Linked DNA regions of Mus musculus: region 2 is linked to region 1. Evidence: chromatin loops called from intact Hi-C (ENCODE). Cell type or tissue: heart. All regions are shown on one strand. Links, peaks and the distances in the headings refer to the core of each region. The heading gives the core; the rest is flanking DNA.

Region 1 (10,498 bases), core at 826-8,825:
AGCCATCTCTTCAGTCCCCCAAAATACTTTCCCAAATAATTAATAAAAATATAATTTTTCTTAAAATAAACAAAGAGACTACAAGATTTTCTGTTGTCCCATCCCACTCCAAGTCTAGGCAGAGAGGCAAAGTGACCCGGATGTTGGGGCCCTTTGGATAGTTCAATCACAGTGCATTTTTAAGAGATTACTGAGGAGATGGCTCAGAAGTTAAGAACACTTGCTCTTCTTCCAGGAGACTGGAGCCCCATTCCCAGAACCTATTCTGTGTGGCTCACAACAGCTTGTGACTGCAGCTGTAAGGGAACCAATGATGCCTTTGACCTCCATGGGCATCAACACTCACATGGTCATACCCACACAGACACAGATGCGCGCGCGCGCGCGCACACACACACACACACACACACACACACACACACTCATGCACACACAGAATGTTTTTAATTAATCTCTTTTTATTTTTGTTGGTTTTGTTTGTTTGTTTGTTTGTTTTAAGAAACAGAGTTTCACTATGTATTCCTGGAACTCACTCTGTAGATGAGGCTGGCCTGGAACTCAGACATCTGCCCATCTCTGCCTCCGCAGAGCTGGAATTAAAGACATGTACCACCACTGCCCAGCTTAAAGTAATCTTTTTAGAAGAAGAATTTGATTAAATCTAATTTTTATTTTTCTGGACAGAAAGGAAAAATGAAATTTCAGAAAATTAAGAGGTTGGCTTAAGAAGTTCATGTGAAAACTCAACAGTCCAGGTTATGGAAGAAAAGCCAAGCTGATTCACAACCAGAAGCATCTCAGGAGTGACCAGCTAGTGGCCTTAGGTTAGGGGAAGCAGGTATGCATGGGGGAGGGGTTAGGGCTCTTCCAGGCTGCTGCCATGGTCATAGCTGGTATACACAAGCGGGAGGTGAGGAGTCTGCCGTCAGCTCATTGCTGGCAAAGGATCCCAGAAAGGAATCAAGTGAGTTTATGCCACTAGAAGGCAATCCTGTCATGGATGTGAGCCTACAATCGCTTGTGTTTCTGAAGGAGAGGTGCACAGGGCTGCTGGAGACTTTGAGTCATTGGGAGGTGAAGGAAAGCACAAAACATCCCTGATGCAAGACATGTCGTTTACCCCTGGCCACCTTCTGACCTCCTTGGACCAACCCTGGCTCCTCTGGAGAAAGCAATGCTGGGGAATTTGGCTAAGGGGGAAGCACACTGGGAGTAAGAAAGTGCAGGGATGGGAAGATTAGAGGGAGCAGGACATCAAGTGCATGGAGCAAACACAGGACGAGACTGAGGATCAGGATGGGAAACAAAACATAAGGCAGGAAGAAGGGTCCAGGATGCTAAGAAGAGAAACCGAGAAGCTACAGGGACTGGAGGAATGACATCAGATACTGTGTGAGGAAAAGAAGGCTTAACGGCCCCATCCCAGCTACTGCCATGGTCATAGCTGGTATACACAAGCAGGAGGTGAGGAGTCTGCCATTTATAACTCCCCTTCTGCTCCATCCCTCTTGTCCTATTTAATCTTCCCTTCTCCCTTCTTCTCTCTACCTTTCTCCATTGTTGCCTCTTTTCCTGGGGGTTGGGGGGTGGGGGGGGGCTGTGCCTAGATCTGCTTGGTTTATTATCCCTCTCAACCTTGAGTCTAAACTCAAAACCTTCTGAGTCTAAACTCTATTCAATTGCTTCTCATAGTCAGAGAGCCTAGAAACCAAGATTCTGATTCTAGATCAGTCGCTCCAGTGCTGGAAACACTGGCTAAGGGACTTACCATGAGAAACCACCTTTTCTTATTTTATGAACCTCCTGCGGGAGCTGTCAGGGATGACGGAGCGCACACAAATGGACAATCAAAACACCAAATGACAAAGTCTTACTCTTGGATTCCTTCACAGGCCTGCACTCCTCCGGTGCCTTTAAGGGCAGGTGATCCGCGTAGCATCACCTGCTCAAGGTGGACAGGCTTTCCTGTGATCCTCACAGTCGATCGCCCAACACAATGGACAGGCTGCTGTGTCCACATCAGAGGAAGGATCTTTGCAGAACAGTCTGGGCCTTGATGGCTCTCAGAGAGCATAGGTAGGCTTCCAAACATTAAGTCAGTCTAGACTGTGGTCTAACACAGGCTCCTAGAGTTAGAGGCCAAGACGTTTGATCGATGAAGCCGATCTAGGCTTCTCACAGGTAGAATAATTGAAGTGACGTTTCAAAGAAGCACTGAATATGCATAAGGGGGAAACAGAGAGAGGGGGGGAGGGTGAGAATATGTATGAATACGAATATGGGAGAAACTGGAAAGAAACAAGTGATGGATAAAGACAAAGACAAAACCCAAGCTCTAATACTTGGTGCATAGATGTGGTGGGGCAGAGACGTGGAGAAGGATGAAGGGAGAGCATTCTGGTAGAGCAATAAGGAGGCTAAGAGGAGTTGAGCCAGGCAGCCGGTAGAGCAGGCAGATGGAACAAGAGAGACAGAGAACAGAGCCACCGAGTGGGCACGCAGTGAGGCCTGGCAGCCAAGCCCTATGGATTTCCGAGAGAAGCAGATGCTTCCACAGGAGCAGCAGCTGGTGGTCCCTGAGTGTGTGCCTCCTTGTTGACTCTAGGCCCAGTGCAGCCTCCTGGGCAGCCAGCCTCAGCCTGGAGGTGCAGTCTGGGTCTAGAGAGGCAGATGACAAGCCTTGCCCCTCTTGGCCGGGGGGGGGGGGGGGGGGGGGGGGCTCCATCTCTCCTCTGCCATCCTCTCTTAGGCCCCACCCACCTATTCCATCTTCATTCCTTCCCCCCACCCCCCATCCCCCAGGCCTCTTGAATCCCAGGAAAGTCATGAACAGCAACCCCGTGACACACCAGGAAGGAAGTGGGCTGTGTTGGAGGGGTGAGTGTGAGCTACCACAAGGGTGTATACTGTGGTGAGAGGACTGTGGAGAGGACAAATGACTCTGTGAGCCCACAGTGAAGAGCTGGCGCCAAGAAAGCTGTGGGGAGATCATCCTGCAGAACTGCTGGCGAGGACGGGAGTCGGGGCTGTTAAGCTGTCTTCTCAGAAGTCCTCTCTCCCAGGGCTGACCTGCCATGAAGCCCAGAGACGGCCACAACCTCTTCTGAGCAAAAAGAAGTTGAACTGAACCTAGGTCAAAAAAAGTTTGGATTTCCCTGGCTTCATTCTGCACAGACGGCTGCTATGTGCAAGCCCCCTCCAGTGGGTAGAAAACATCAATGGGTTTTGGTGTGGATGACAATCCCTCCACCCCACCCCACCCCCGCCTGCCCCAAGATTTCCTCTAATAGGAAGGGAGCTCAGAATAGCTAGAGAGGGAGGGATCCTTCAAGATCTAGCATTCTATTGAGACCTAAGTAACTCTCATGATGCTTCCTTCCCGACACACCTCATCCCCTCCCAGAGATCTTTGAGATAATCCTGCAGTCACTCACACACCAGGCTTCTCTGCTGTGTATGTGTCAGTCTCTCTGTGGTCCTAAACCTAAGGTCAGAGGTTCTCTCTCAGACGTGACCCCAAAGTAGACAAGAGTCTCCAGGCTCTGGGAGGGAAGGTGGCAGAGGGACAGATAGGGCTTAGGATGTAGTATCCAGTGCAGCCACAGTATGAGTGAAAGACAGGTACCAGGGAGCCAGATGGGCCAAGAAGAAACAGAAGTTAAGTAGGAAGAGACGGATAAACAGCAGACACCAAGCAACCAGCCAAGCATATGCTTTGCAAGCAGGCAACACAAGCACCCAGTAGAGTTTGGGGTGGGGGAGGGGACACGGGCCCGCAGGGAGAGGGACACCAGCTTTTTCTGTGGCTAAATGTTGCATGGTCAGAATTCGTGATCTAATCCTTCTCCGTGGAATCTCAGAAAAATGGAACAGCAGCTTGCTGGCAAGAGAAAGAAGCACTTGGCACGGTGGGGAGGAGTGCTTAGGCCTGTTGCCATGGATCAATCTGGGCGGAGGAAACTGCCCCAGGCTTGGATAGCCAGGTGCCATCTCCAAGACCCCAGAGCATAGACCCATGAAGTCTGAAATGATCCACGAGAAAAGCAGAGAATTGTGGTGTGTCTGCTCAGGAAGTCCTTCAGCCCTGCAGGTGCCAGCTTCCCGCTGATGCTGATGAAGCCCTTCAAGGCTAGAGCCCTCAGTCTGGGTGATGTCATCCCTTTGAGCTTCAGGCAGGAGAGGGGTGGAGCCAGGCTGCTGCCTTGCGGAGTTTGCAGGCTCCACCTCCAACCCAGTCAGCTTCTCGCAACCCCCACCCTCTTGGCCAGCTTTCCTGGCCAACCTTGCCAGAAACCGGATGCTGCCGCAGCGCTCCTGGGAGGAGGGCCACCTAGAATCACCCTTGCAGAAAGCCAGATCTCTACAGAAAAGGGCTTTCTTTACCTGAGTCTTCTTCACTCGTTCTTCACTGTTCCCATATTCATTTGGGGGAAGCCCTGAGGTTTCTTGTGAGGCCAGCCTTACTCTCCTCCCACTGCATGTGCTCAGTGTGCTGCCAAGTACCGGGTGTCCCAAGTACGGGAATTTCTTTAAGAACTGTCCCAAGGGAGGAGTGACTGAATCAGACAAACAGCACTGTGGATCTGACAGTGCTGAGCTAAAGGAATAAAGGTTCTGAGCTGAATATAAGCCTGCTCTAAGTCCTAAAGCCAATCACACTCTTAAGCATTGTGCCTTCACCTCTTACAAGGTCGGGCCAGACACAAGTCAGCCCTGCGCAAGCTGCTGGCTTCTCTCCAAAGCTAGCATTGGCTCCAGCTCTCTGCTTCCCCGCCTCCTCCCCTCACCCAAACTAGCCGCTGTGCTTGGAGCTTTAGGATGCCTGGAATGGGCAAAACTATGTTTCCCTAAGCCTGATTTAGCAAGATACTAGGGGATTGCCTTCAGCAACACTAGACCTGCCCAGGGTAGCACAGATGCTCATCCTAGCCTGTCCTGGGAAACACCACACTGCAGGGTCTCTTGTTTGTAGGCACTCAGCTGCTTGGTATAGTCCCAGAGCCCAAGAGCAGAAAGGAACTTTCCCAGGTGTAAGCCCTAGGCAGCAGTCTAGAGCCAAGCTTATATGCCCCAGTGCAGATTCTCAGATCAACTCCAGGGCATTCTTACTTAGCCTAAATACTAGATCTGAAGTCATACTATGTATGGTGGGGGGGGGGGGGGAGGTAGAAAAAAGGACCTGGGAATGAATTTTCTACTTTGATTCATTGAGCCCTGGACCCCAGACCTCTAGCCTACTAGGAAAATGTCCCTGAACTTTATAGTTCAAATTGTCCTACTGGTCATATATGTGTGTGTGTGTGTGTGTGTGTGTGCGTGCGTGTGTATTACTCAAAGCTGCTTTCTTTTACATCAGATTTAAGTCCCATAATACTGCCATTATGAAGACAAAATAATTCGACCTGAGTAAAATAGTAATTTGATCTAATTCTTATGAGTGGGTAAACTGAGGAAGGATTTGAGCAGATATGAAAATCTTCGCAAGTTTTGTGAAATCATACAAAAATAAGTGAGCAAAATAGCTTATTATGAATCAGCTGAGAGCTCAGGTGCCTGGACACCTAATATATAATCATGTCTCTGTTTCGTATTCTTAGCTCAAAATGAAGAGACATGACAAGATGACTGGGAACAGACGCTTCCACCCACAGACCGATGCTTGAAGAAGGAATGAGAAAAGAAAGTGGGACAATTGTGTGATAAAGTGGGCTAACACCTGACAAGTGGGCCCTGATGGCAGCAGGGTTTAGAGAGATTGAGGGGTGTGGCCTTCCTAGTGGGCGTGGTCTGGAAAGGGCGTGGTCCGCTGTGATCTCAGACTGTCTGAAGGTGCTGCTTCTGCCAACTGGGGTATGCATGTGTGTTACATGCACACCTATATTACGACTATTTATAGGGATGTCCCGGAAGGTGTTACACATGAATTTGGTAAAACTACTTTATAAGACATGTATCATTGGCATGTGCATGTAAGATAGAAAGGGAAGGACATGACTGTGTAGAGATGTGAGCGCGGCCCATGAATATTTGTCAGGGTTACCTACCATAGGGGAGAGTTTTTTACAGACAGGTTCAAGAATATGGATATGAACACAGGTTTGTGTTTGGGATCACCGCAGAGCACCAGTCATAGGGGTTTATTTCTTAGGCCTCCCGAAGAGTCACCTGTGCTTCTCTCGTTACGGTGACGTTCTCAGAGATTTCGTCATACGTTTTATAATCTATGGATACACCCGTAAGAGCATTCAAGCCCAGGAGATCTGGCAGAGCTTCTGCCCCTTTGTGGCCCCTCCTTCACTCCCCTCCCCCTCCCAATTCTGCAGAGCAGAGGAGAAGCCTTGGTTCTAGACAGATGATTGTGGCTAAAAACATTTCAATTCTAGCCTGGAGGCAGGGAAGATGCTGGGGGAGGGGGGAGAAAGTCTCTAAGAGAGATGAAGCCTTAGCAGGTCTTGTTTGGCCCCTGGATTGTCTGGCTTGAACCCCTTGGTGCCAGAAACCCCATATTGGGGTTTCTTAGACTTACAACTCCTATGCCCTCACTTGTGTATTGAAGCCATGGCTGGGCCCCAAGTCTGGTACTGAGGATGATGGGAGAAAGTCTCCCTACCCATATCTGTGAAAGCCCTGAAGAAGCATCCAGTTACTATGGAGCAGACAGGCTACCTTAGCCTTCCTCTGATTCTCAGGTGGTGCCTCAATAAGGGAAATGGTAGCTCAGCTCTCATCAGAGCCCTGTGGCTCACTCCACACAGGGCCATGAGTCTCGAGAAAGTAGATACTCCTGCATTCCCACATACCTGGCCAGCTGCCAGGGAAGGCTATCCTCTGTCACCACAGGACAGCCCCACTGCCCTCCATCCTCAGCTGTTTGAGCTGTGTTGAGCCTTTCCCTGTGGAGTGAAACTTATAAGTCAACAACCTGTGCCAAAGCTAAGACAATGTTGGCTTTAATCACGGGATGGATGGCTCACTCCTTGAGTCTAGTGGCAGCCTCTGCAGTCAGTGCCTCCACTGCAGCTGCAGGATGGAGCCATGACAAAGAGAGTAGAGGGTAGGAGTGCACAAGGAACAGACAGTGTGGCCACTGAGGGCACCTGGGACTTCTCTCCAGGACAGGAGGGGTGGTTCTTCCCGTGCCAAAGGACATCTGCGATTGGGCTCAATTTCTCCCCTTCACATTCTAGGACAAACCTATATGATCACATGGCAGAGCCTAAGGGTACAGAAGAGCTGAAAGAGACCCCAGCACCCCTTTCCAATAAGAATGTAAGAGTATTGAGACCTCTGATGAAGGGAAAAGAATTGGCGACTGTCCCAGAGGTCACTTGGGGTCATATGACTATAGCTGTGCAGGAGTTTTGTAGTTCTTGTCTGCCATTTGGTAGCATTTAGAAATGTTTCCAATGGTTCAGCAGTAGCCAGATTCTCCTGATCTGCATTGGGAGATGGCTGTGATTAAAATTCAGCTGCGCAGCTCTTGCTGGGAACTGCAGTATATATTACGCACCAGAGCAGGGCCGAGCAGAGCCTCCCACTCTGCAGCAAAGGAACGCAGAGCCCCTCCAACTGTCTGCAGGTCTCCAAGTGTGTGGTCTCTCCATGTGTTTTCCGAGAGGGGTTCACAGTTTTAACTGATTTATAAAGCAATATGCTACCTGAACAAGGCTGAGAACTGCTGCCTCACAGCATCAGGAAGATAGGCTCCAGAGAAACCTGATCTTAGCAATCAATAACTAGGCATCTAGAAACATTCAGGGTTGAACTTTTTTTTTTATGGGAATATGTTTTTTTTGCATACATTCACTTTAGAATGTAAGTTCTTCAAGAATAGGGTTCTTGTCTGTTGACTTGCCTACCAAGGTAGCTTAAGCCTAGGCCAATACCTAGCCATCATGTGTGCAAATACAAAAATTGATGGATTGATTAATCTGCCTAGTGTTTCCCTTCCCTTGGCCACTGCTTGGAGTACAAGAGTCACTAGAACTACCATCATTTGGGGACCTATGACAAATATTTTCAACAATCATTTTGTAATTGAATATTATGTCTCAGGGTTGTTCACCTACTGTCAAAGACTTATTTACCACTATGGAAAAACTCAAGGCAGTGCACCCACAACCAAGTCCAGCATTCATGCTATTGCTGCAGAGGCAGAGGAAGAACCCCTAGGAGATGGCACAGATGTGCTCAGCTTGTGCTAGAACCCAATACCCCAAACAGAACAGGCCTGCAAAATTCAGCATCTTGGAGTCTGCACATTGGCAAAAGAGCTCTAAAACGGGCTAGGACCACACTAGACCTCTGTGCAGGCTGTTAGCCCTCTGGATAAATTCTGCTTGTCCCTCCCTTCCCTCCCCACTTTGCATCCTCTGCAGCTCAGCTGCTAAGCCACTGGGGCTTAATAAGCGGGGGACAGGAGGCAAACTAGAGAGAGGCTTATCCTGGGGTAGAAAGTGCCCCCTTCTGGGACAGAAGAGAGCCATGTAGGTTCTCAAGACCTGACTGGCCAGCCCTCCTCACCTCCTTAGGTCTTGACCACAGTAGCTGGAACCTCTAGTGTTGAGATGAGCTCGGAGAGGTGGTGGACAGCTGCTGCTTCTGTCTGAAGCTAAAAATAACCTCCTTTTCCATAGCTAGCTCTGGCTGGACCAGAGCTCGGGAGAAGACTCAGACAGGAGGGACAGAAGGTGGGGCTAGAGATACATGCCCTCCCCAACAGGCAAAAACCAGATAAGACTAGGGCAAAGCTGTACTTTCTCACAGCTGAATCTCAGCTGGGCTTTTCAAATGCTTTATTGGGTAAGACATGGAGTTCCTCATGGGCATATTTCAGAGATGGAGAGAAAGCACAGGACAATTGCAGGCAGTGTGGGGCAGGCCCTGATATCCAACACTGATGTGCCCATAACACACCGGCTGCTGTTTAACCGTGTGACAAGGACCCTGAGTCACAGGCACTGTTATGGTTAGTCCCTCTGACAGATGAAGAAAGGAAGGCTCCAAGACAGAGACATTGATCTACCAAACTCACAGAGCCAGAACTGGGGCCTAGGTTAATAAGCCTGGAGCGGAGCCGCATCGCCAACATCAGCGCCAACCACAGCTCAGAAAGACACAAAGGAACCGAGAAAGAGAAACAAGGTCCCAGAGTCATTATGCTGCGGGTAACACCGAGAAAAATGAGGGCTCACTTAATAGCTGAGCCTGTAGTGCTGGATACATGCATGTCATGGCTGTTAGCATTCTGTCTAAGCTCCGCCCCACAGTCACCTGGCAACAGACAGGTATGCTCCATACCACAGTTACCTGGCAATAGCCAGGTATTCATGACTCACTATAAAAGGGGCTGCTGGCCCCCTCCTCTCTCTCTTGCTCCTCTCTTGCTTTTGCTGTGTCCTCTTGTCTCTTCCCCCCTCTCCCTCCATGTGCTAATAATGGCTGGCCTCCTCTCCTCTCCTCTCCTCTCCGCCATCTCTATCTCTCTGCCTTTCTTTGCCTATACTTCCCTTTTAACTCCCCTCCCCATGCCCTGAATAAACTCTATTCTATACTATACCATCATGTGGCTGGTCCCTCAGGAGGAAGTGATGTCTCAGCATGAGCCCGCAGAGGCACCCTCTTCCCCGATTCCTGACTACATCTCCATAGAACATATCCCCCCTCTCTTTATCTTTTTATAAACACATCACTAGCCACTCTCAGTAATAAATAAATAAATAAAAAGGTAAATACTCTCCAGCGACCTGTTTGGATTTTGCATGACTGCCTTCTGCCAAGGAGCAGGGATAAGATGACCAGCCAACTCAAGCACTGTAGAGGACCCAGGCTGTCAAGAAAGCATGCGATCCAGGAACAAGGCAGCAAGTGCAGTGAAACCTTTGGAGCCTAGGGTGTCCAAAGCAGATGTGCATTTAGATTTCATAAGGGCAGGATGAAGGAGGCAGGGGAGAAAAGAGGGTATGGAGAGGCGAGGGGGGGGGGGGGAGAAGGAGGAGGAGGGGGAGAGAGGGGGAGGTGGACAGGGACAGGGATAGGGAGTGACAGAGGAGGTGGGAAGAGGAGTCAAAAAGGAGAGAGAATGGGGCAAAATTGCATTCTCAAAGAGACCTGCCACCCTGTTCTAGTGTCAGCTAGAGTCTTGGAGGGAAAAGCTACCTGAAATGGAAACAAAGCACCCAGGAGTGGAAGCAGAGCCCTGTTTCAGCAAGCAGGAGGGGGAAAGGATACCAGCCCCCAGGGTTATAGGGCCTTGCAGGTTGTTCATACATATTGCTGTAGGCTTGCCTCCTCTAGCCTCTGTTGGGCCTGCTTTGTTTAAGGCCAAAGCACATGCCATTCTCCCACAGAGCCTCTAATGCAATTAACAAAACACAATCATAAATCTTGCATGGCATCCAGAGCTGTCTCCTTTCCCTGAGTGCAGGAGCCAGCCCTGGGGCTGCTGTATAGAGAACTAGCTGATGTCTCCTGGCATCCTAGCCTCCTGGAGAAGATA
Region 2 (10,498 bases), core at 1,470-9,469, 82 kb after region 1:
GTCTGTGTACATTAAATAAAAAGTGTATGAAACTTGGCTCTCTATCTACAACATGATTTATTTTTTTGATTGTTACATATGTAAAGATTTTTTTTTCTCATGTGAGTTGCTAACCCACATTACTGTTGGGGGAGAGCTAGAGTGCAGTGTCCTCTCAGATGCACTTGTCAGTAGGTCCCCCCAGCCCCCCAACAGGGATCCCAGGGAATGAGGTTCTGGTATTTGTAACTGTTTCCTTTGTCACATTCTGTCCTTCAACTTAGCTTCCTGAACATCCTAGCTGATTCTTTTGTTAATTTTCTGTACAATAAAGTTCACTCTTTATGATCTTTAATTCTAATTTCTCCACAAATGCTGAGTCATGTGTTCCCTGTTGCAGCATTATACTCCAGGAATCCCATTATGTCATCCTTCCTGGCATCTTTTGATTCTTTCTTTTTTTTGGTTTTTGGAGACAGGGTTTCTCTGTATAGCCCTGGCTGTCCTGGAACTCACTCTGTAGACCAGGCTGGCCTTGAACTCAGAAATCCGCCTGCCTCTGCCTCCCAAGAGCTGGGATTAAAGACGTGCACCACCACTGCCCAGCTTGATTTTTTCCTTTTTTAATTAAAGTAATTTATTTCATGGATAGTATATATGTTTAAGCTGAATCAACAGAGACAATGTCATGGTCATTTTTTCACAGTGGCTTTGGACATAAAAAGTGTGTAGATTAGGCAGGACTAAATTTTGAACTTTGATACCCGAAATTACTGGTAAGTAACTTCGCTAGGAAACCCTTGCTTTTTTTTTTTTTTTTCATTCTGGGCTGGAATGGTTACCTTCAGCATGAGTCTGAAATGTTTCCTGCTAAAATAGTACCTCTCACTTTCTTACGCATGGCAAAGCCATTTAAAACAAACAAGTGGGAGTTAGCCCTGGGAAGGCTGCTGCTTACTTAGCATGGAGCCTGCCACCATTAATACTTGTGAATCCCCTTGGTTGCAGTGACCCAGCCTTCCGAATGTGCCGTGGGTTGCATTTTCTTTTCTACCTCTTTAAAAATATTTTTTTTCATTCTTGCCTTTTTCTTGTACTTGTGAATTTATTTATTCAGTGAACTTTAGATATTTAGTCATGATTATATGTATGGCATTAAAGTATAGTAGTTACTCCTAATTGCTTGTTTTCTTAAACTACACATAAAACTACAATGTTTATTTTGAATCATGTTGACATTTATTTGTATACTATATTTGTATAATTTATACACTGAATATACATGCATTTCTTTAATGCTCTCTTTCCGTTTGTGAGGCACGGTCTCAGTGCAGCGCAGACAGGTGTCTGACTTGTGCATTCCGACCTTACCTCCGCTCTCTGATGCTCCGCTCTCAGCTCACTCTGCTCAGAGTTGGAATTACAGGGACCCGACTAGCCACCTAGCTCTTGGGAATATTTTTCTTATTCATCGAGGAGAGAAAAATACAACCAAGCTGCTCTATTTCTAAGTATATAACTTAGTAGCAGTGAGTTAGAAAAGTCTTTCCTGTAATAGACAAATTCTTGGTAGTGTATAGTTTTGTCCTATTTTGGTGGGACTGAGCTGAAGTTAGCCTGTACACATGAGAATTGAACTTACTCTTTTTTTTTTTCTTCATAAAACCATTCTTAATTTTCCTGGTTCTTCAGTTTCAGTTACACAGGATGCTTTTAGACCATGTTTATTTTTCTTTTAACATGTTAAAGCTGAAAGTCCTGTAGCTTGAATATGTTTCTTATTGCTAGGACAATGGGATAAAGAAATCTCATCCCTTCTTTACAGTGGTTCTGAGCATGAAGTGGAGACTCCACTTCCACCTAAAGTAGGCCCATCCTCCTCCCCTGCCCGTGACAACAGCAGCTAAGGCCGCTTCTGTGCATCTCCTCAGGCTGCAGAGCCAGACAGGGCCTTGGAGAGTGTAAGCAAGATGGAAGATTATTGCACAGTTTATACAGTTGGAATGCAAATATAACTTGGTATATACTTGAATCGAATTGAATATATTCCATTTGAATTAAATTGAGTAGATTCTTTGTAGCACATAAGAGCACATATTCTTGTCTTGGAATTCTGATACCAGAATTTGTAATGACATGCAAGTAGTGTTTACAGGACCGGCTCACAGAGTCGCACCAGGCAAGGCTTCCAGTCAGGTTAGTGTTAGGGGTGATGTATTTGCAGGTGAGATGCTCTACAGAGTAAGAATATACATTGACACGTGCTGTATATTTAGTCATCACCATTGTCATGCCTCAGTACCTCCAAGATGAGTCTCATGGAAAAGATGTCTCTCTGAGCTTTCAATTAGTCTGCTATTAGCAGCCGATGATGCTGGGCTTACGAACATGCTGACTACCCTCTCTCTCCTAAGCATATTACAGATCTATACTGGTTTCAGCTAAAGCTGGACTCTTGCAGGGATGCTGCCCAGCTCATTTGTTGTTGTATAAACTTTTTGAATGATTAAAAAGGATGGAGGCCAACAACCAATTACAAAAAGAGGTAGGCTAGTACTCTGGGGGAGTCTTTCTCTTCCTGTTTCCCCTTCTGCCTTTCTGCCTTCCGACCCTGTCCTCAGGCCTACTTGGTATTTTGTTCTTCCTCCATTCTTCCTGGAAGAGTGTTTGGTGCTGATGGAGTGCAGAGGCCACATCCCATTGGTTAAGTACTTAAGAGTGTGTGTAATGCGGGTACCCCTTTTCTTCTCGTGGTCTTTCCTCATAGAGTGAGTGCACACAGAGCTCCTCCCCTTTACAAATCCCAGACCTCTTTCAAGTGTACAAAGCAACATCTTAGAGAAAGGAGAGGAGTGTGTGTGTGTGTGTGTGTGTGTGTGTGCGTGGTCACTTTTTCCGGGGCGGCTATTTCTTTACTCACCTTTGTCTCAGGCATTATTAGACAGTTTTACTATTTTGATATTAATCATATTTGTGCTTAAGAAATCTTTGGTGGAGCTGGAGAGAGGGCTCAGCAATCAGGAATGCATACTGCTCCTATAGAGGACCTGAGTTTGACAGGCAGCACCCATATCAGGTGGCTCAAAGTCACTGTTAACTCTAGCTGTAGGGGATCTGATGCTCTCTTTGGACTCAGAAGGCATCCTGTGCACCTTCTACCTCAAAATATACACATAGTTAAAAATAAAAGTATCTTTTAAAAAGTAAATCTTTGGTGTCTTGAGTTAGGAGACAGTAGAATCAAATAGAAACAGCATCTCGTCTGATTTATGGGATGTGGTGAGCCGTGGCTCTGGCTCTGTGCTCTGAGAGTCCCTCAAAGAACTCTTCTGCACATGTGTACAGTGTATGTGAACATAGGATATCCTTTTAAGAAGTACCACAGGCACAGCATTAGCACGTCAGCATCCTTCAGAGAAGCAGGTCTCCAGAGAAGAGGTATGCTAAGGAATTGTGTTGAGGTTATGAAAGCTGAAATGTTAGCAGTGTACAGTGCATCCCCGGAGCCTGGTGACCCTGGACAGACAGTGATGTCACCAGGCCCAAAGACATTTTGCTGAAGAACTTCCTCCTACATGGGGAGGGCGCTCTTCAGTCTATTTAGATCTGCAGCCAATTTTAGGATAAGATCTAATGATACCAGAGAACCCAGAGTTCCACAGTTTAAATAGTAATGCTTTGTAAAAGCACCCTCCACATTGACACATAAAATTAGCCATTCAAGCCAGATTTATTTTTAATTCTATCTTGTTTGGCTGATCCTTGTGTGTGTGTGTTTTTTCCTTTTTCCCCTTTCCTTCTTCAAGATAATAAGGTTTCTCTGGTTGTTCTGGAACTTGCTGTGTTTACCAGGCTGGCCTTGAACTCACAGAGCTCTACCTGCCTCTCTCCTGAATGCTGGAATTAAAGGTGTGTGACACCACCCAGCTTTTTTTTTTTTTTTTTGGGGGGGGGGTTTCCTGGAACTTACTCTGTAGACCAGGCTGGCCTTGAACTCAGAAATCCGCCTGCCTCTGCCTCCCAAGTGCTAGGATTAAAGGCGTGCGCCACCACAACCCCCCCCCTTTTTTTTTTTTAATATTTTAAAGAAAGACAGGGTTTTGTTCTGTATCCCAAGCTAGCCTAAGACTTCTATTCATCCTGTCCTCTCACGTGTATTACTAGGTAGACTTATACTTCATTTCTAAGGCTCTGTTAGATTGTATTGCCATTTAGTTTGGCCTTGATCACATTCGTAGTCTAAGCAGGACTTCCTCCAGCTGTGCCGTGGTCGGTCAGAACCTGCTTTGAATGATTTACGTTCTGCGGTATGTGTAGAAGGTTCTGGACAATCGCATTCGGTGTTCACTCTCCCTCAATTCTTGCCCTTAAATTCCTGGAAAGTTGGCTAATATGCTGTGACATTGTTGAAATGCTGCTTTATAGGGAAATACTTTTCTGTAAGGTGGCTTTCACTGAACAAGCACGGGCAAGTGTTCTGTTCTGAACAGTAAACACGCAGTTAATGTCCATGGATAAACCCGTGTTGCTGTTTTATATTTAGATGTGAGCCCCAGTGGGCCAGCACAGTCCCACAGTGCTCTGTGCTGACGTGATATTCTCGGCTTGAGTCCTGGTGAGGGGAAAGTTTTCTTTTGAGCAGGAGACAAAGTGAACAGAGTGCCAGAAAGCTAAATATAAATTCTCTGAGAGCCAGTCACACATAAACTAGGTTTTAGCAACAACATATTGTAGACTGAAATAATTTTAAAAGAAAAATTTTATCCTGGTTTATAGTAATTGGTATAAAGTGCAGTTAAGTAATTTTCCATGAAAAACTAAGCCTACTGATCTCCTCTTGCTGCTGGCCCTGTAGGTAAATAGAGCCACTGTTAGAGATAGAGCCCCCTTCTCCCATTATTGTAGTGGTTTAGTCCTGAGTCAGTAGATCCAGTCTCTGGTTTGCATGGCTTTAATTTCAAAGTAAGAAGAGAAAATGAAGGAAGATGCATAGTTTGCACCGAGATGCTGAGCAGTCACCCTTAGAACTGAGTTCTCTTGAGTGTGTGACACCCTTAGAACATTCAACCAGAGCGAGCGAGCAGACTGCAGAGGAGCGGACTGCAGCGCTAACAAGAGTGAGGGCTGAAGCTCATGCCATTCCAGTTCCGCACCTGTCATGGCTTAAGTCTGGGCTTGCCGCAGTATTTTATGTTATTGGCTGGTCTGGCTTGAGGCTGTAGAAGCATTTTATAGCCAGTCACTCTGGGGTGGTAGGAGGAGGCATGAGTGTCCCAGGCTGGGCAACAGACTGTTTCTGAGTGTAACTACAGATGGGGGCCTGGCTCCACTGAACGAGTTGCTGCTCAAGGCTTCCTGGGTAACACCTCGTGTTAAAACCTCCAGGCATGTTTGGCAAGTCATTCCACGCGTGAGCGTGAGGGCTTGGACAGTGGTCCTTGCCTTCACTTAGTTAGTTAGCATGGTGGCTTCACTGTGGTGTTTTCATCTGTGCACGCCAGTAGATTTGGCTCACACTTGTCCCTCCTTCTGCCTCTGCCCACCTCCCTGTCCACCCCCCAGCAATTCATAAACATCCCTTTCTGAGTCTGGCTTAGGGAAATGGTATTTTAAGCAAGTGAAGGATTGGCGTATTGCTTGCCTGCCATCCTGGCCCCAGACCCTGGCAGTCTCTAGGTCTCTCAACACTGAGGAGGAAACTGCAGTTCTTTTCACAGGTGCCTCAATTGTTCCCGGTAAGGAAAGGGAAGGGGAAGTGGAGAACACAGCAGCTCTGGGTGCTGGCCACGAGGAAGGCCACGTGAACGTCAGAGCGACAGCGCTTCCTCTTGTGCCTTATCATCCTTGCCTGGTCCCTGCCCTCCCCCTTAGCTCAGTTCCATGTCGTGAGCGGGAGGGAGAGCTGTTGGGTTGCTGAGGACTGTGCCAACTGCACATCACATCAAGTCCTTTTTAAAGCCACTTCCCTTGCAAACTTGTCTGAAAAGGGACTTTTGTAGAACAATGGGCTATCAATTTAGACTTCAGGGTCTGATTCATGTCTTTCTTTTAGTATAAAATCTCCATTATGTGGATCTGTTGCTGTCTCTTTTATTTCTGGGTAGATTTTTAGCATTGTTTTCTATAAGAAAATTAATAAAATAAATCATGAAGTAGGAATGATAAGTCCAAACTCCTGGGCTCGATTCTTGCCTGTGCTTGTTGCCAGTAGGCTCTGTCCCCTGCCTGGGAAGTGCATGCAGTAGTCTTTACTTGGAGAATATGGGAGGCTGAGTCAGTGCTGAGAATGTTGTTAGTCCCAGTGATGCTCAGAGGTGCAGTTCATTAGAATCCCAGCAGCACGGTGTGCCTCCTTGCCCTGCTCCATCGCCTGTCAAAGTACTGAGGGGTACAGGCTTTGCTGGGTCTTTTCTCTACCATAAGCATCACTTTGCAGGTAGGATAATTCCTTTAGCAGAATAGTCAGCTGATCTACAAGAAGCAAACCTTTGTAGTTTGTAGTTGGTGCCTGTCAAAATCATGCTGTCTGTAAGTTTAGGTCACATTTCTGGTCTGCTCTGCACACTCCTGACTGGCTGCTCATATGTGACATCTTACACTCTTTAACTGGTGGATTTTCATGTGACATTCCTTATCCTGACTACTGTTGCTTTCCCAGGGAAAGCACAAATTTGCCTTATGGGTATAAGATCCAGAAGGGTGGGGTGCTGGTAATTCTTGGAGCTAGCTTCTTAACCAGCGGATATGAACACTTGGAAATGACCTGAGGAACTCTGACCCTTCGTTTGCTTTGATGAGATATGCGGATGTCAACTTTTCTCTGCTTGCTCTCATTGTGCTACAAATAACCTGTGGTGGTGCATTGTAGGATGTCCTTGTGTGGGGACCATTTTAGCCTTTGGGAAGTAAGTAGCCAGATCACAGATAAGGGGTTTCCAGGTGTTTATTATCTCCTCCTAACTCTTGCTTTCGAGACAAGGTCTCACTTAGTAGCCCTAAATGGCCCTGAACTTACTATGTATCATAGTCTGGCCTCAAACTGAGTCACAGGCTTGCGCCACCACTCCTAGCCCCTCGCTTCTTTCTTTTTATTTATTATTTTAAAAATATTTTATTTTTGAAAACTCCATGCATTTATATAATGTTTTGATTGCGTCTCCACCTCCTCCCAATACCCCATCCCCTCCTACACTCTCCTTTGCAGCTTCTTGTCTTCCCTGTTGTTGTTGTTGTTGTTAATAACTAGTTACATTAGTGCTCTTCATATGCACATGAGTGACTGTGTGGACATCCAGTGTAATATGAGCAACCGATCAGCATCTGCATAGAAAGTTTGACTCTTTTTCGCTTAGAAGACTTCAGTTGCCATTACTTCCTCTGAAAGAAGTGGGGCCTTCCTTAGGCCCTCGCTCAGCCACATAGGCATTTGTTGACTGGCTTGATCTTGTGCTGGTTACCGGCACAATAGCAACCACGAACGCCGTGAGTCGATGAATGCAACAGCTACGGCACGTCCAGAAGTGAGCATTTCACATCTCTCCTCTCCATCCCGTTTGTTGTGTTCTTTCCGTCTTGTTTTGCAAAGTTCCCTGAGCTCTGGCTGGTGGGAAGTTGCAATGGATGATGCTTGCATAGCTGAGCACGGTTCATTCATTATACCTCGGAGCAGTTATGAGTCTGGGCTAACTGTGCACTTGGAAAGGAAGCTTCCCTGTCCAAGGTGGAGAGAAGCGCAGGTCTGTGCACAAAACCATCAATCTTCAGAAAGCAGTTTGACAGCAAAGCAACAGCTAGAGGATCCCCAAGCCAGAAGCTTTTGACCAACTTCCTAGTACCAGACATGAAATACTTCCCGTGGATTAGGGTTGCTCGCTAACAGTCACACCACTATTGCACCAGTGGCCATGCATTGCCAGCAGGTCAATATTGTAGCATGCAGTGTCCAGCACTGGGTCAGGCCATTGATGTCTTCTCTCTTTAGCAGCCTACACAGCACCTTCTGGCAACAGTGTAAGCTAGTTTCCTGGTCAGTTTGAGTTGATTTCTCGATATCCTGCATCTAAAGCCAATAGTATCTTTATCAATTTGGACTTACGTCAGGTTAGTGGACAACCAAGAGCAGTGGCAGTGGCCTGTCCTGGTTTTAGAGCCTCTGAGGCCTTTATGACCAACAACTCACAGGGACGTCTGCGTTAGATTGCAGTGGCAAGTGTGGGGGCGTGTTTTCTTGATTAATGATTGATGTGGGAGGGCCCAGCCTATTGTGGGTGGTGCCAGGTGGTCCTGAGGAAGCAGGCTGAGGAAGCCATGAGGAAGAAGCCGGTAAATATCATTCTTCCATGGCTTCTGCTTCTGGTCCTGCCTGAGGTTCCTGCCTTGACTTCCCTCAGTGATGGAGTGTGAAGAGTTGTAAGATAATATCAATCCTTTCTTCCCAAGTTGCTTTTAGTCATGGTGCATTATCAGCAATAGAAACCCAACCTAAGACACTAAGTGCCATTTAAAAATAAAATATAGGCTAGAGAGATAATTTGGTCAATAGGACGCTTGCCTTGAAAGCATTGAAGACCTTAGTTAGGTCTCTAGAGTTGTGTCAGATGGCAGGTATGGTGGCACACATCAGTCATCCAGTGCCGGTAGATCATTGAGGGTCACTGGCCAGACATTCAATCCTAATCCGGGATTCCAGACCGTGAGAGACCCTGTCTCAAACAACATGCCTGTGAAGCCTACCCAGGGTAGCTGTAGCAGAGAGGCTACACCGGGGCCCATTAGGATACACACAACAGTCACTCTGTTCAAAGCTTGCTGGGTCTTAGTTAGTGCTGTTCTTTGCTGCCATGAGTATTAATAATGGGTGTTTTTTTTTACTTTCAAAGCTCTTCCCTTAAGTTCTTCTAGAATATGAGAAACAAAGGAAATATCAACTATTGTTTACCCTGTGTTTTGTGATGGACATCCACGTTTACATGGAAGGAAAAGTTGTGGCCTCCACCCAGAGTTTCTTGCTGTTATGGGGCTGTCTGATTTTACTTTTTTTTTTTTTTTTTTTCCCTTTAGGCTGCATGATAGAGGCAGTGAATCTCAAATCCAGCAACCGAAACCCAGTGGTACATGAATTTGAAAGTAAGTACAGGAAACATGGAGAGGGATGGGGCCCCCTAGTGGACACTAGGTAGCTCTGCAGCCAACCCAGCACCTGTTCTATTGTGTTTATTGTATTGATATATTTATATATTTGTTTGTTTGAGATAGGATCTCACTGTGTAGCTCTGGCTGACATGGAATTCACTATAGAGACAAGGCTGGCCTGGAACTCACAGAGGTCTGTCTGTCTGTCTCTGCCTTCCAAGTGCTGGGATTAAAAGTGTGCACCACCACACCCTGTCTATTATCATCTAAAAAATATTTATTTGTGACTGTGAGCCTATGTACACAGGAGGATACTGCAGAGGTCAGAAGAGGGCCCCAGGTCTCTAGGAGATGGAGTATAGATAGTTGTGTGCTGGAAATTGAACTGCTAGCTGCAAGAGCAGTCAGTGCTCTTAGCCACTGAGCCGGCCCTCCAGCCCCTACTTCCCTGTATGGACTAGCCAAGAATGTTCAGGATGGCTGTTGTGTTGGGTAGACTAGCAACACACTCTGCAGGTTACATTGGCTGTCATCTGTTTCCTGCCTATCCTTGTATCTATACAACAAAGAAAGCTCATATAATAGATGCAGGTGTCTAAGGGAAGGTGTGCTCTCTGTAGTGAAATCCTTACTAATGTTTTCATTGGTTTTTCTGGCAGAAACTCATCTTGGAAAGTTTAAGCTTATAAGTTTAAGCTTATCTTTCTCTCATTGCTCTCCAGGTGTGGAATTGTCTTGCATCATTACGGACTCACAGACAAGTGACCCTAGGATTGAATGGAAGAAAATCCAAGATGGCCAAACCACATATGTGTATTTTGACAACAAGATTCAAGGTATGAGCCCACTGTCCTCTGCACTATTCCTATTTTGTCTGCAGGTTGTGGAATTTATTTACAGTAACATTTCCCCAGACTGCTAGCCTGTTCCTGTGGCTAGGACTGCTCTGACTTTCTGAGTTTATTGTTGGAGAAAATTTCAATTTTAGTATTGATATTTTGAGCCTGCCTGTACCTCTACAATGCAACTTCAACAAATCCCAGCTCCTTAGTAAGGACTTGGATCTCTGTACATATTGCTTGAGAAATCACAGCAAACCATTTCTTTAGCCATGTTGTTCTGGCCTACGACAGACATACTGTGAGGGGTGCCCAAAGGGATTATCACAGCAGTATCACACAGGATTGAGCTCCACTGTGTCCAGGGTCAGGCCTGGGGCCTCCCTACTCTGACCTGAAGCAGGACAGTATCTGGGGGCAGTAGTAACATAAGCTACCATAGGATGGCGAGGAGGACGAGGAGGGGACTGAGAGCCAGGCGTCAGGACGTAGGCTGCAGAGTGCTCAGGCAGTCTACAAGATAGCAAGCGCTGCATGGTGAGAGATGT

What was found. Hi-C counts contacts between places; a loop is a spot of excess contacts. Peaks named below come from ENCODE experiments on the same cell type or tissue, not always from the same donor. Only the 100,000 strongest peaks of a DNase experiment are listed, where the experiment ranks them.
Region 2: it touches region 1 in a loop (7-fold over the local background); 5 of 42 quality-filtered maps call a loop at or near these places.

The regions. Positions count from the first base shown.
Region 1 is chr9:27,185,882-27,196,379 of GRCm38, reverse strand. No RefSeq gene overlaps it. Among named protein-coding and RNA genes, the nearest start is that of Jam3, 36 kb to the right of the region's middle. In heart, for the core only: a CTCF peak has its summit at 8,696; DNase peaks (open chromatin) are centred at 2,869, 3,289, 4,239 and 4,729; H3K4me3 peaks cover 1,174 bases; H3K27ac peaks cover 1,743 bases.
Region 2 is chr9:27,104,956-27,115,453 of GRCm38, reverse strand. It overlaps Jam3 (junction adhesion molecule 3), which reads left to right. Exons shown (of 9, transcript NM_023277.4): 2 at 9,040-9,105; 3 at 9,834-9,947. Among named protein-coding and RNA genes, the nearest start is that of Jam3, 45 kb to the left of the region's middle. In heart, for the core only: CTCF peaks have their summits at 3,560, 5,871 and 9,150 (motif pointing left); DNase peaks (open chromatin) are centred at 4,553, 5,783 and 6,783; H3K27ac peaks cover 1,522 bases.